2 separate regions of the Homo sapiens genome follow, and region 2 is linked to region 1. The links are chromatin contacts, found by Hi-C or POLR2A ChIA-PET in ENCODE. All regions are on one chromosome and are shown on one strand. The core of a region is the stretch at or near the end of the contact, and the rest is flanking DNA. Distances in the headings are between cores, read along the strand shown. Region 1 holds the start of POC5 (POC5 centriolar protein). Region 2 holds the start of GCNT4 (glucosaminyl (N-acetyl) transferase 4).

What was found. Hi-C counts contacts between places; a loop is a spot of excess contacts on that map. ChIA-PET counts read pairs that join two places held with the same protein, here RNA polymerase II (POLR2A). Pooled maps may share reads with other maps.
Region 2: a map of ascending aorta shows a loop between it and region 1 (4-fold over the local background). The contact joins the promoter of GCNT4 here to the promoter of POC5 in region 1. A Hi-C loop is called at or near these places in 5 of 168 maps with a recorded cell type or tissue (CD8-positive, alpha-beta T cell, ascending aorta, endothelial cell of umbilical vein and 1 more), 3 of 37 single-sample maps with no recorded cell type and 20 of 50 pooled maps. POLR2A ChIA-PET finds 5 or more read pairs at or near these places in 1 of 52 experiments (activated CD4-positive, alpha-beta memory T cell).

What each region holds. Positions count from the first base shown.
Region 1 is chr5:75,713,284-75,719,657 of GRCh38, forward strand. POC5 (POC5 centriolar protein) reads right to left here and starts at 4,154. Exons shown (of 12, transcript NM_001099271.2): 1 at 4,023-4,154. LOC441087 (a long non-coding RNA gene) reads left to right here and starts at 4,149. Exons shown (of 3, transcript NR_149046.1): 1 at 4,149-4,301. RefSeq lists an enhancer at 3,550-3,859.
Region 2 is chr5:75,046,776-75,054,118 of GRCh38, forward strand. GCNT4 (glucosaminyl (N-acetyl) transferase 4) reads right to left here and starts at 5,783. Exons shown (of 4, transcript NM_001366737.1): 1 at 5,654-5,783; 2 at 5,394-5,452; 3 at 1,122-1,262. RefSeq lists silencers at 6,030-6,279, 6,500-6,549, 6,670-7,039.

The DNA of each region.
Region 1 (6,374 bases), core at 2,904-5,403:
GAGAGAACAAACAATTTGTGCAAATTCCCTTCTTGGGAAACTTACCTTTGGAAATATTATTTTAAGAAAAGTGAGCTTATACAGAACAACAGAATCAAATATATGCATAGAGAATTTGTTGAAAGTCCTAATCAAAAAATCATTAAAAGTACTTTTAGTAACAAGTAACCGAATTATTCAAAGAACAAATAGTGACTATTCGAACTATCTGAATACCAGTAATATGTAAGACATTGGTGAGGAATGTAAAATGAAGTCCTCATTCTTAAGGAGTTTACAATCTGTAGAGAGGGCCAGGCATGTATATTATATAAGTGACCGACTGATGAATAAACTGCTGATAGGCCCTAAAATAACAGATACAAAGTAGAGAGATAGGAGTAGCTATTTTTCATGGGGTAAGATTGCATGACTGTAAATAAGCAGGAAAGGAGGCACAGAAAGTTTTTAGAGAAGATGACCCAGGTGTTGAGATCTGAAAGATGAGTAGGTCTCATCCTGAAAGATGGATAAAAGGTATAAACACAGGTGTAGATATTCTAGGCAGTAGAGCAATATAAGCAAAGACAGAGCCATGGACATGTATGCCACGAACAGCAAGCAGTTTGGTAAGGACAAAGCAATGGGTGCAAAGGATTGGCTAAGGATGAAACAAAAAGTAAGGAGCAGCCAGATCATGGAAGGTCAAAACTTGTCATATTAAAAATCTGGGTGTTTATTCTAGACAAGTTATTGAAATATTTTTTAAAAGTTACATGATCAGAAAGATCATTCCAGCAGCGTTGAGGATGAATTTGGATATTAAGAGAGATCAGGCTGGGTGCAGTGAATCATGCCTGTAATCCTAGCACTTTGGGAGGCTGAGGTAGGTGGATCACCTGAGGTCAGGAGTTTGAGACCAGCCTGGCCAACATGGCGAAACCCTGTCTCTATTAAAAATACAAAACAATTAGCCGAGCCTGGTGGCAGGTGCCTGTAATCCCAGCTACTTGGGAGGCTGAGGCAGGAGAATAGCTAGAACCCTGGGGGTGGAGGCTGCAGTGAGCCAAGATCGCACCACTGCACTCCAGCCTGGGTGACAGAGACTCCGTCTCAAAAAAAAAAGAGAGAGAGATCAATTGAGAGCTGACTGCAGTAGTCTAAGAGATAAATGTTCTCTTTGATAGTAATTAAGAAGATAAATGATGACCTAAGTCTAGGAAGTAGCAATGGGAAGGGGATGGAGGGTATGACTACAAGACAGTTGTGTTATGGTGATGGAAAGAGAAAATGATCAATAATAGATCAAGGGGTTAAAAAGAACTGTTGGTGGCTTCCAGATCTCCGGTTTGGGTAACTAGATGGATAGTGCCACTCACCAAGGCAAGGAAGGTAGGAAGATGAGCAGGTTGGGAGGAAGGACAATGAGTGCCATATCAGATGAGCTGGGTGTGAGGATGCCTCTGAGGCACTAGGGTAAAGCTGCAAGTATGCAGTCTGTGGTCACACTGGCTACGTAGTGCGCTACTCCAAGAACTGCCATTCACAATGGCTACACTGTGAATGGTGTTTCCTGGAGTTAAGCATTGTGGGAGCGCCGCACTGGAGGTATAAGTTGGAGATCCAGTTTGAGGAATCACTGGCATAATGGGAACTGCTGAAAAAAGGGAATGGATGAGACCACCTATAAAAAAGGAATGTGAGAAAAAGTTCTTATCCTGAGGTCCTGTATTAGTACGTTTTTCAAACTGCTATAAAGAACTGCCCAGGCCGGGCACGGTGGCTCATGCCTGCAATCCCAGCACTTTGGGAGGCTGAGGTGGGAGGATTACGAGGTCAGGAGATCAAGACCATACTAGCTAACACGGTGAAACCCCGTCTCCACTAAATACAAAAAATTAGCCTGGCGTGGTGGTGGGCGCCTGTAGTCCCAGCTACTTGGGAGGCTGAGGCAGGAGAATGGCGTGAACCCGGGAGGCGGAGCTCATAGTGAGCCAAGATCGCGCCGCTGCACTCCAGCCTGGGCGACAGAGTGAGACTCCGTCTCAAAAAAAAAAAAAAAAAAAAAGAACTGCCCAAAACTGGGTAATTTATAAATAAAAGAATTTTTATTGACTCACAGTTCCGCATGTCTGGGGAGGCCTCAGGAAACTTAAAATCATGGTAGAAGGGGAAGCAGGCACATCTTAGATGGCGGCAGGTGAGACAGTATGTGAGAGAGTGCAGGAAAAACTACCATTTATAAAACCATCAGATCTCGTGAGAATTCACTATCATGAGAACAGCACGGGGGAAATCGCCCTTATAATCCAATCACTTCCCTTCCCCTACATGTGGAGATTACAATTGAAGATGGGATTTGAGTGGGGACACAAGACCTAACCATATCAGGTCCCTATACCCGACTCGTATGCAATATTTTTATCATAAATGTGAATGTGTATTTTTCTAGAAAGAAGATCTTTCGCTTTAAATATGCGTTCAGAGGGGACCATAGCCCTAATAGAGTTAAGGACTACGACTGTGAATGAGAAGAGGGTTAAAGCCAGAACCACTAACATCTAAAGGGCAAGAGAAGAACAGTCAGCAAAGAAGAGGAGTCAGCAAAGGAAGTCAGAACATTAGAACTATGGAAGCAATATCACAACTTTGAGAAGAAAATAGAATTAGATGCCAAAGAACCATGAGGATTGGATAGAATTTGGAGATTAGGAGGTTGCTGAGACGTTTGCTTGAACAATTTCACTGGAAAGTAAAACAATTACAGGTCTTAGTCACAGTGGGCTGAAAAATAAATGAGAGATGAGGAAATTGAAATAGAAAAGGAAGATACAGGGAAAAGTGCAAAAATAGAATGGAAACACAGGCTGGAACTAAATTGTGGAAAGGAAAGTTCAACTTTTTCCAGTGAGTATCACTGTGCATACACATGTTAAGTAAACTAAATCTCAGCATGACTGTCTTTAGTTAAGCCAATTAGGGAGGATAAAATAAGTGCATGTATCTGCAGCAAGGAATGGCTGCTTCACTGACTTCAAATCTACCACTGTGATAACTTGGTCCATTTATATTTTTATTCACTTCTTCCTTCAGGATTTGAGACCAGGCAGGTAACAGGGGTGGGGGGGGGGGGGTGCTGATTATTTAAAAATGAGCTAGTAAGTATGGTCAGATCTCAAAAATTGTTTCTTAATATGGACACACTGCAGACACAAAAAAACCCACCGCACTCTTGGAAAATATGCTATCTTCCATCTGCCCTGCTTTATGTCAACAAGGTATGAGTTATTTGAAACTCTAGAACAGTAGCATTTTCCTTACTGTTTCTAGGTTCAGAAACAAAGGAGAAAAATGAAAACTGCTTTAATGGGTGGCGGACGCACATTAGTTCACTACATTTTCAGTAGTCTCTAATCCAAGGTATCAGAAAACAAGATCAAAACTTTTGTGTGCTTCTCTGTTGCCAGAAACATAAAATAACATCTTGGTAATTATCTGGCTGACAGCAAAACAGGGGTCTGGGAATTCAAATGGAACCCCCAAGAGGCAAAGGAAGAGCGAATTAACATGCAAACTAGCAGCAGGGTGATGTCGCCTGTGCCTTTCACCAGGCCTAGCTGCACTCAAGGAAAGGGGCGCGCCAGCCCCTCCCCAAAGCAGGGACTAGAAGCAGAGGAGAAAAGCCATTGCAGTAAGCAAAAGGCCATAAGTTTTCTTCCATCACCTTCCGACCCAGCCTGTTTTAAGAAAAATCTTACTTAAGCACAACAGAGCTTTATACATGGTTATTTTTTCTCAACGTTTTAAGTGACCGGAACCTCTGATGACAGTAATCGCTCAGCATCCCTCACTCCTGCTCACTTCCTCTTCCTGCACGCCTCGGAGGGGAAACTTTGGGACCTTCCGGCACAACAGCTGAATCACTCGCGGTCTGGGGAAGAGCCCAGGGGGAGGAAACACGCGCCAAGGAACTTTAAATCTCCCTCCACTACTTTCGCCAGGGATGCAGGGACGCAGGATCTGCCCGGAGCGCTGCTACCCACCGTCGCCGCTCGCGACCAAATCCCGACTCCTCGCTCTGCGCCTCTTAGCCGCGTCGCAGCTGCAGTGTCAGCAAGTGCAGCCTCAGCAAGCACAACCGCTACCTAGACGGCAACCTGACAGTTTCAAACTGCAGGGAGGAATTAAGGACCGCCCTGGGCATTGGTCCTTTGTTTCAGCAATCTGCCGTTTGATTGGTCCGAGAGCTGGGGGCGGGGATTTGGGCCGCTGCCGGGAGAAGCCGGAATTACTTTGGAGAGCCCCGCCCCCTGGCTCCGCAGGTTGGTAGGGGGCGGGGTCCTAGGGAGCCCCACCCAGCGCCCGTGGGGATTAAATATTGCGCGTGCTCAGTTCTGTTCAGCGGCTGCAGGCTGCTAAGCGGCTCCGGGAGCTGATTTGGATAGAGGCTGTTGAGCAGGGCTGAAGTTGGCTAATGCCGTGTGCTGTTGGCTTTCAACAATTCCGGTAACCTAGATATGAGTCCTAATGCTTTCGTCTGCATAAGAACAATCCGAAATTCTGGGCCAGGTGTGGTGGTTCATGCCAGTAATCCCGGCACTTTGGGAGGCCGAAGTGGGAGGATCGCTTGAGCCCGGGAGTTCGAGACTAGTCTGGGGAACATAGGGAGACCCTTTCTCTATAAAAAATTAAAAACAAAAAAAAAATCTGCATCATCCACAGATCCCCTGCAACAGAATCACTTGGAGGTGCTTTTTTTTTTTTTGAGATGGAGTCTTGCTCTGCCGTCCAGGCTGGTGTGCAGTGGCACTATCTCGGCTCACTGCAACCTCCGCCTCCCAGGTTCAAGGGATTCTCCTGCCTCAGCCTCCCGAGTAGCTGGGATTACAGACGACCGCCACCACGCCTGGCTAATTTTTGTATTTTTAGTAGAGATGGAGTTTCACCATGTTGGCCAGGCTGGTCTCGAACTCCTGACCTCAGGTGTTCCGCCCACCTCGGCCTCCCAAAGTGCTGGGATTACAGGCGTGAGCCACCACGCCCGGCCGAAGGTGTTGATTCCTTCGGTCATGGACACCGTCAGGAAATCTGAATTTTTAACACACACTGCCAGTGATTCTGATGCAGGAGTCTGCAGACCACCCTTTGAGAAATTGCTAGTCTAGGCTGGGCGCGTTGGCTCACGCCTGTAATCCCAACACTTTGGGAGGACGAGGCAGGCGGATCACCTGCGGTCAGGAGTTCGAGACCAGGCTGGCCAACATGGTGAAACCCCATCTCTACTAAAAATACAAAAATTAGCCGGGTGTGGTGGCTTACGCCTGTAGTCCCAGCTACTCCGAAGGCTGAGGCAGGAGAATCCCTTAAACCCAGGAGGCAGAGGTTGCAGTGAGCCAAGATATCGCCACTGCACTCCTGCCTGGGTGATAGTGAGACTCTGTCTCAAAAAACAAAGAAAAAACCAAAATTGGTAGTCTAGTTTTAACTAATCTCAAACGTGTCAGACTTCAAGATAGAGCCTTCTGGTGAAGTATTGGCCTTAGAATCAGATCATAATTATAATCTAGCTTTACCATCTACTCGCTGTCACCTTGGATAATACTACTCACATACTAAGGTGGTAGGAGATTAAAGGAATTAATATATCTAAAACACCGAACACACAAACATATAGTCTTTCAACTTACATTGGCAACAGATAGGCTAGAGGTATGAGGACCCAGATGGCAAAGGTACCTAAGTAGCCCAGACTGGGGTTCTGCAATCTGAAGAACAGATACTGAGATCTGGGTGAGTTTTCAGGCTCCCTTCTGTTACCTCCAGTATAAGGTTTCTTTTTCTGTAGATAGAAATGACATAACCTGGGTCTCACTTACTTTTATGTTGGCAGAACCAGACTTCTACTTACACAAACAAGTAAGAAGAGCACCAGAAGTTTCTTTGGCATAAATTATGTTTGTTCTCCCCCTTTTTTTTCATGCTTATTATAGAGGACAAGTTCCTATTAATAGCTGCAAATTCATACTTGGTTCTAGTATTTGTTTTTTAATTGAATTGCCTTTTGGTGACCCCATACACTATAATTGATACTGAATCACTCTTCTGGTGCCCTCCTGCCACTAGGCTCCAAGTTTCTCTTTTCTGTCTTCCTTTTTGGGGAGGAGAGATTTTTATCGCAAACCATTTAGTAAACAATCCCATTCTCCTGTAAAACTATAGAGAGAAAGAGACAGAACCTTGTCTGGATGTTATGAATTTAGAACTGATATCTTTTCCCAAGGTTCCTAGAGAGGGAGGGAAAGAGAGAGAGAGAGAATTTAAAGCCCCCACAAACCCATAATAACTTGGTTGCCAGCTTGAACCCTTCATAATTATTTATTCATTCAACACAAATA
Region 2 (7,343 bases), core at 4,533-7,032, 660 kb before region 1:
AGTTAAAAATAGGCCACTCCAAAATACGCCACTCTGATATTGACTTTTGAGTTAACGGCACTTGCAAAATAGCAGGTACAAGACCATTCTGCCCTTCGTGCCGTTTCTTAGATGCAGGAGATGAAATCCTTAAGTGAAATGAGAAAGTTGACGGACAGTCTACTTAACAGTCTTATCAAGGACAGAAAGCTGTGGCTGAGAAAAATTTGTACAAACTTTGTTACACAACCCTTATCTTCCTAGCTGCTTCTCCCAGTTAACTACCCTAGCCCAGGCCTCTTTTTGCCTTGCTACATTTTTATAATTTCCTACTTTCTCCAATCCACTATATAAGTGTTCAATTCTCACTGCATCTCTGGGGCTTCATTTCCTTATGAGGGCTCCCCTGTCACATAAAACTTATATTAAATAAATTTGTGTGCTTGTCTCCTGTTGATATTTCTTAAGTCAATTTAATTCTCAGGCCCAACTGAAAAACTGTAGGAGTGCAGAGGTAAATTTTTGCCTTCCCTACAACAGAGATTTACTTGAGACTACAAAGAACTTTATTATCACCAGGTGTTTTTTCCATTTTATTTATTTATTATTGATTTGCTTACTATGGCAAGGGAGCACATGGCATCAAAAGAGGTTTGGAAGCATTTTGGAGCATCTTGGAGGAGGAGAGTGGCTGGATTTTATTGAGATGTTGAGGTTTGGTTTAAGGCTGGAATTTCACTGTGGGTGGGGTTTTGGGGGAGGCTTGACTTGGATTAGTTAAGGATAATGATACAACAGTTTAGGACTCCAGGTACTTTTTCATGCTCTAGAAACCACAGCTAAAAGCATTCCTACCACAAAGTTGTTCTGCCTTTTGCCTTTAAAAACAATTTTCTGCAATTATATTACCTAATTGTACTCCTCTAAGAATCATGTATGAGCAACATTTTAGGGTTTTTTTTTTAAATTAAATAACCTGAATCTCTTGGTTAAATCTAGACTTTAGCACAAAACTCTTAGGTTTTAGAGCTTGGGGGAGGTAGGTAAAGCAGAGAGAAATTACAAGGCACAATTTTTTGCTTCCTATTATTCTGAAGCTTCTGAATTCATCTTAATCTGACTATAAATAAACTGAAACTTACCTTTGTGTCACCTCCAAAGAAAACCCCAGGCTGATGGTATAAACAGCGTAGGGAAAGGAACATCACCGTCAGTTACTGAGGAGGTGCTACAGATGGCTGTACTGGGACAGTGACCGAGGATGTAGTTCTAGAACATGGGCCCTATAAAGAGAAACCATGTGCAGGAGGACTTTAGAATAACAGTAATTTAAATGCAAACAATGATTGCACTGATGACAACTATTCCTCTGATGTTAACCCAGAAGGACTGCAAAAGATGCCAAGTTTTTGAGCCTCATTAACTGTGAGGAAGGCCTCTAACAAAGATGCTCACGTTATTATTAACCCCTCAACCAGGATATCAGCACCCAAATTGGCAAAGGACACAAAGCTGAGACTCAGCTTATATGGAAAATAACAGAAATAGGAACCAAGCAGATTACCTGGATCTAGTAAGATAAATTTTAACAGAGAGAAGTACAAAACTAACACGTGCAAAAAATTAACTGTATTCGTTAATTGAGAACCCTGGTTCATGGAGAATTGTGGTTCGTGGAGAAACGTGGTTTGACAAGAGCATCTCTAGAGGACAGTTCAGTGTTTTGGCTGACCATACATTTGGCACGAGTCACAGTTTAGTTCGAGACTGTCAAAAGAAAGCAAAATGCAGCAAAACAAAAACAAAACCAAAACCATCGTGCTCCTGGACAGCATGCGAACCACAAAGCTGCAGAATGCGAAAGCTGAATGCAGGCTGCAAATCCTTGTTTCTATGAATAGTACCACCCAAAAAGGAAAGCATTTCCACAGTTTAGACCTTGGGACTAAGGAAGGGACCAACCCACTCTGCTCTGTACTGAGCAGACACCCTGAGAAATGAGTTCATGTCTGGCTACATCCCTCTGCTGGGTAGTAACTGATAGAAGTTAAGCAGCCCAGTGAGAAGCTAGTGACCACAAGACGGACCTGGAAAGGTTAAAGCTGAAGAAGTAATGACTCAATAGAGGAGTGAAAGCTGGCTCTAAATATTTAAAGAACTTATTAAAACACAAATTGCTGAGCCTCACGGGTTCCCAGGCGATGCTGATGTAACTGGTCCTGAGGCCACACTTTGAGAACCGCTGCTCTAAGTAACAAAATTGTAGTTTGTTTTTGTAATACTCTGTAGTTCTAAGATTCCACTAAGACCCGATGGCCTGTTTCTCAGTAAATCCACATTGGGAAGAATTTACTGGTTTTGAAGCCTCACACATTTGTGATTAAGATTGTTCTTTTTAACATTTCATATCGCTTAGCAGAAATTCAATCTTTCCTTTCTGCCCCTTAGTGTTTCTTATTAGTTCAGCTTCATAAAGCAGACTTCTGTTTCTGCTTCATTTTCTGGCATCTTATATGGTAGACATTTTTCCTCTGGTCTTCTTCCACTTTGCCTGTATTTTTCTGTTACGTTCAGCAGATCAAACTTCATAACATATTAAGTTGTGAGCTACCTTTATCAAATGATATCTGGCTCCCCACATCTAAAATAGTAAATACTGATCCAATCCTGTCTCCAAATGCCCACACTGAGCCCACCATCCCCAGAGATCTATTAGGATGGAAACGGCTGCATTCAATTCCTGATTAATTTTCTTTTCTCTTATATACTTGAAGCTTCAGTCTTTAGATCCCACTAGGAAAATTACAAGCATATGGGAATGCATATAAATGACATGCAAAGTAATGCAAATTAATACAAAACATACATCTCTAAATTGCTTGAGAAAAGTCTGTAAGCCTCAATGTTGATGTTATCTGCTTTGCTTCACTACACTCTGGCAAGCAGTGACTGGATCCCTTTATTACAGTTAATTTTATACAGCATCGAGCACCTGACACTTGTTGACACATTAAGTAGAAGGTGCCTTGCCTTGTGAGTCAGGCAAATCGGATCCTGGCCTTAACTTTGCCATTCCTTGGCTGTATGGGCTTGGACAGGTTCTCAACATTCTCTACGTTTCAGATTCTACAACCAGAAATGATAGAAATGGCATCATGATAATAAAACCACCAGCACTAAGGTTTACTGAGCACTTTATGTGCTTGCATAATGCACACAGGCAATCCTTACAACAGCCCACAAGGAGGTGCTGTAGAGCACGTACCCCTTAGGTGTGGTGCCGTTTCAGAGACCAGGAAACTGAGACAGGAATGTCAGGAAGCTTGGGCCTGGTCCTAAGCTAGGCAGTGACAAGAGTCAGACCCAGGAGCTCAGCAGTCTCACTGCGAGGCCTTGCTCTTAGCCATGCTGCATCTCTGTTGCGTGATTATCATCCATGTTTCTCCTAAACATTACATTTGTATGATCTGTGAAGTAAATCACTCGCAGTCACACGTGCTTTAAAACACTGTTTCTGTAAGATGTTGACAGTTTACATTACATGAGCTTGATATCAAAATACCATCGCAATCCAAGGGGGAGGGGATCCAGACATCCTGTGTGTTCAGCTTCTCCTTCCAACTCGCTCCATCGCATTCACATATGTCTAAGGCTCCCTCATCTTAAAGTACCTAGCCCTCCGTCCCACCTCTCACTCTGGGAGCAGCTTCCAGTCCTCAGACACCACCGCCTCGCCCCACCCCATCCACCCCAGGATTCAGACCACACCCCTCGTACAGAGGACCACCATCTGTGGAGAGTCAGCCAGCGAGTGCACTATGTGGCCACTAGGGAAGCCATTCCACTTAGGAGCCTCGAAAGCTGCCCAGACCCAATAAAACCAAACTTGTCTTTCCTCCTCCAATGTTCCCTGTTTCCGTAAATACCAGCACCCAAGCTTAGAGGGAGTCACGCTGCACTCTCACACCCTACACAAAACTCATCTGCTCTCACACCCTACACAAAACTCAGCCCCAGGTCTCTCCAGAGCCGGCCTTGAATCCGCCCAACGTGTCATCCCTACTGGCACTACCTCAGTCTCAACTGCCAGGCCTCCTGCACCCTCTGACCCAGCCCTGTCTACTTAGGGGCTCCTCAAGTCCATTCTCCACGGGGCAGCTGGAGTTTTGTTTTGCTTTTAATCCATATCTCATCTGCGTACTATCAGGTGTGAAACTGTCCTGAGGATCCACTCGCCACAATGCCCCTTGGCATCACCTGGCAGTGGTATCTGCTGGCCTCCCCGGTGCCATTCTCCATCCTCCCCTCAGGTCATACTGAACCTGTCTTTTCTTCCACCTCTCAGGCTCTCCTCTCCTCTGGTCTCAGCACACACCATTCCCGGGGATGGGAATACTCCCCTTTCTCACCTCTCCCCTCCCCCATGGCTGCTTAGTTTACACAGCTCCCACTCATCCTTGAGCCCACCTTCAGTCTCCCCAGCAAGGCCTCCTGCCTCAGCACAGATGCAGTGAGCTGCAGCACATCTGCGCCTCACAGCAGCCAATGCGCTGTTCACATTGGGACAGTTCACAGCCTGGTTCACAGCCAGTGCTCAACACAGGTGGCCTGAAGAACTCACTTTTCAGCCTTGCTTTGCTCATTTTTACTGTCTCACTGCTTTCTTCCCGCCTTGTAGCCTAAGAAGGAAATCCCCTGAAGCTGACTCCGTTTTACCTCTCCTATGTGGTGCTGTGATAAGCCCCAGGTCACCAGGTCATGCTCCCAGCACCCGTGGGTCAAGGATGAGGCAGAAACAGCACCGTCAGGTACAGGGCCCTCTACCTGCTCTCTCTCCCTCTCCCTTCCTAGAAAACAACCATAGGTCATTCAAAGTCAGTTTGGGAAGCACCTGTATTTATGGCCTGCTTATCTTGAAGGCACTTGGCCAGGTGCCATAAAGTGCTAACTCTGACTGCCCGACTATGCCATTCACCCCACCTACCTCTGTGCAGGAGATGTGACATTTAGCAAATCAGTATAAACTTTTTCCCCCAAAGAAAAGAGTATAAACCTTCTCATCCCACCACCACCCCGCAGCAGGAAACTCCTTTCAGTCTCCCCATAGAAAATTCAGCGGCCACACAGTTCCTTGGCTATTGTTTCTCTCCTGATACCAGAAAGAGATAAATCAACAACACATCTTAACTGGTCATTTCTCACACAAAATTGGATCCTTAGAAAGTGCAACATAGGATATGCTCTCTATAATGATTCACTTTTTCACTTTTAAAGATTTTACTTCCTTAAGAGACTATCAACAAAAGCTGTCAGAATGAACTGTTAGTTTCTAGAATGTTTTAGGCTTATTGATGCTTTAATAGGGACATGTTTTATGAATGCAAGATCAAAAAGGGCGACTTCTGTCTACTCACATGAGACAATTAAACGCATTATATTAGCCCCAACTCTGTTAATCTTCTGGTTTGTTGTTCTTCCATTTTTAAAGACAAAAAAAAAAAAAAAAAGAAAAAGAAAAAAATGAATTTAAAAAGTGCCCCAAGGCCAATATCGCCTCTCTGCCTGCCCAACGAGGGGACAATACACTGTTTCCCAGACTACGTGACTCGGAAAACTTCCCCGTCAGGGAAAGCTGAGTCTTTAAATTTACAAAACACCCACTCGCCCCGTTTACCTAGCACCGTTTCCTACGTGAAGACTGCAAATGGACTCGAGCGTCCCGTTTCTCGGCTCGGATCCCAGAAGCTCCCGACCCGCTGTGGTAGGCACCGCCACCTCGCAGGCAGACGATCCCGGCCCGCTCTGCGGCACAAAAAACTTGACCTTAAAAAGCCCAGAAACTGGTCTCTGGGAAGGGCGCGGCCTGGGAGGCGCGGCCCGCAGCTTCCGCCCCCAAAGAACAACTCGGAGGCCCCCTCCAGCCCCGGTTGCCCTGGCGCAGAAGCCGCGGTAGCAGTCCTTTCAGGCGCCCCGCGTCCCTGTCCCGAAGCCCAGGGGCGGGGGCTCGGGCAGCATCGCTTGTCCCCTCTGGTCCAGGGCTGCGGAGAAGCGGCAAGCGGCTCCGAAAGGCAAGCGTCACGAAGCCGGGCTCAGTAGCTCCCCCGGGCCCCCTGCGCCTCGCAGCGGCGCGGGCCAGGCTGGGCGGCGCTGGGCTCTGAAGGGCCAGGACGGCGGGATGCCCCTGCTCCCGGCAAGGGCGCGCCCACGAGCCGCTTCTTGGCACTTGGGGAGAGTCCCGGGAAAGCCCGGCGCCGGCGCGCTCGCGACTCCAGCCTGGCGGCTCCACTCCGCCCGCGAGCCCAGGAAGCCGGCTCCGCGGCCCGCGCCCGTTATCCAGGACACGCTCCGCGCCCGCCGCCCGCTGCCCTTTCCCCCCGCTGGCCTCGGGGAACTTCCCCGCGTCTGGCCGCAGGCGGCGGCTGCCGCGGGGAGCCCCGAAGTTGCGGCGTCTGCTAGGCGCGCGCCGGGTCGCCCACCCGGCCCGTGACGCTGTGTCCGTCCGCCGCGCGCTCTGGTGGCCCCGGGGCTCCTGCAGGCGCGGAGAGAGGCCGGGGTTCAGCCCGGTTCCCCGCGCGGCTCCGAGAGGGCGCCCCCGCCTGCCGCCTGGAGATGGACGCGGCGCCGAAGTTTTCCCCGGCGGGAAAACGAAAGTCGTGAGGAGCAGAGGGTCGGGGCGTCCCGGCGGAGACGAGGCTGAGACCGGGTTAACATCTCCAGCCCCGGGCGACCCTCGCTCCCCCGCGTGGCCAAGTCGACTTACGAGAGGGAGCGGGCCAGCCCCGAACGCGGGGTCCGTGCGGCTGCGGAGGCCGCCCCGGCGGGGGCCGAGGGTTGCGCTCTGGGTTCCCAGGCTCTCCGCGGCGGCTCGCTCTCGCCGCGCTCCTCCGTCGCCCTGCTGGGGAGCCGCTCTCGCCCGGCCCGGGGTGGGAGAGCGCTGAGCGGCCCCCGTGACGTGCGGAGAAAGTAGGAGCGCCTCCGCGCTCCCGCAGAGGGAGCTCCCTGCCCTGCGCTCCCAGTCCCCGGGCCGCGCTTCGGACAAAGTTCTCAGGCGCGCGCGGTGATCTCGGCTCTCCGCCGCTGCCCGGAGCGTCATCCACGTTCGGTTCCCTCCCACATTAGACAAGAAATCTGAGGTCAGGAGAGCTAAGTAACTTGCCCAAAGTCGCTCACAAGGCAGTGACGAAGCAAACTCACATCCGCGGCTCCTTTTTTCTCCTTGAACGCCGGGCTCTGCGGAGGCTCAGGCCCTGCAGGAATCGCCCAACCAGACAGAAGGCAGCTCGCTCTCATGGGTGAGACGAGGAGTGTCCCACGCAGCCGCGAGAAATATTATCAGCAGCGTGGGAAGGTGGAGCTTTTTGCCG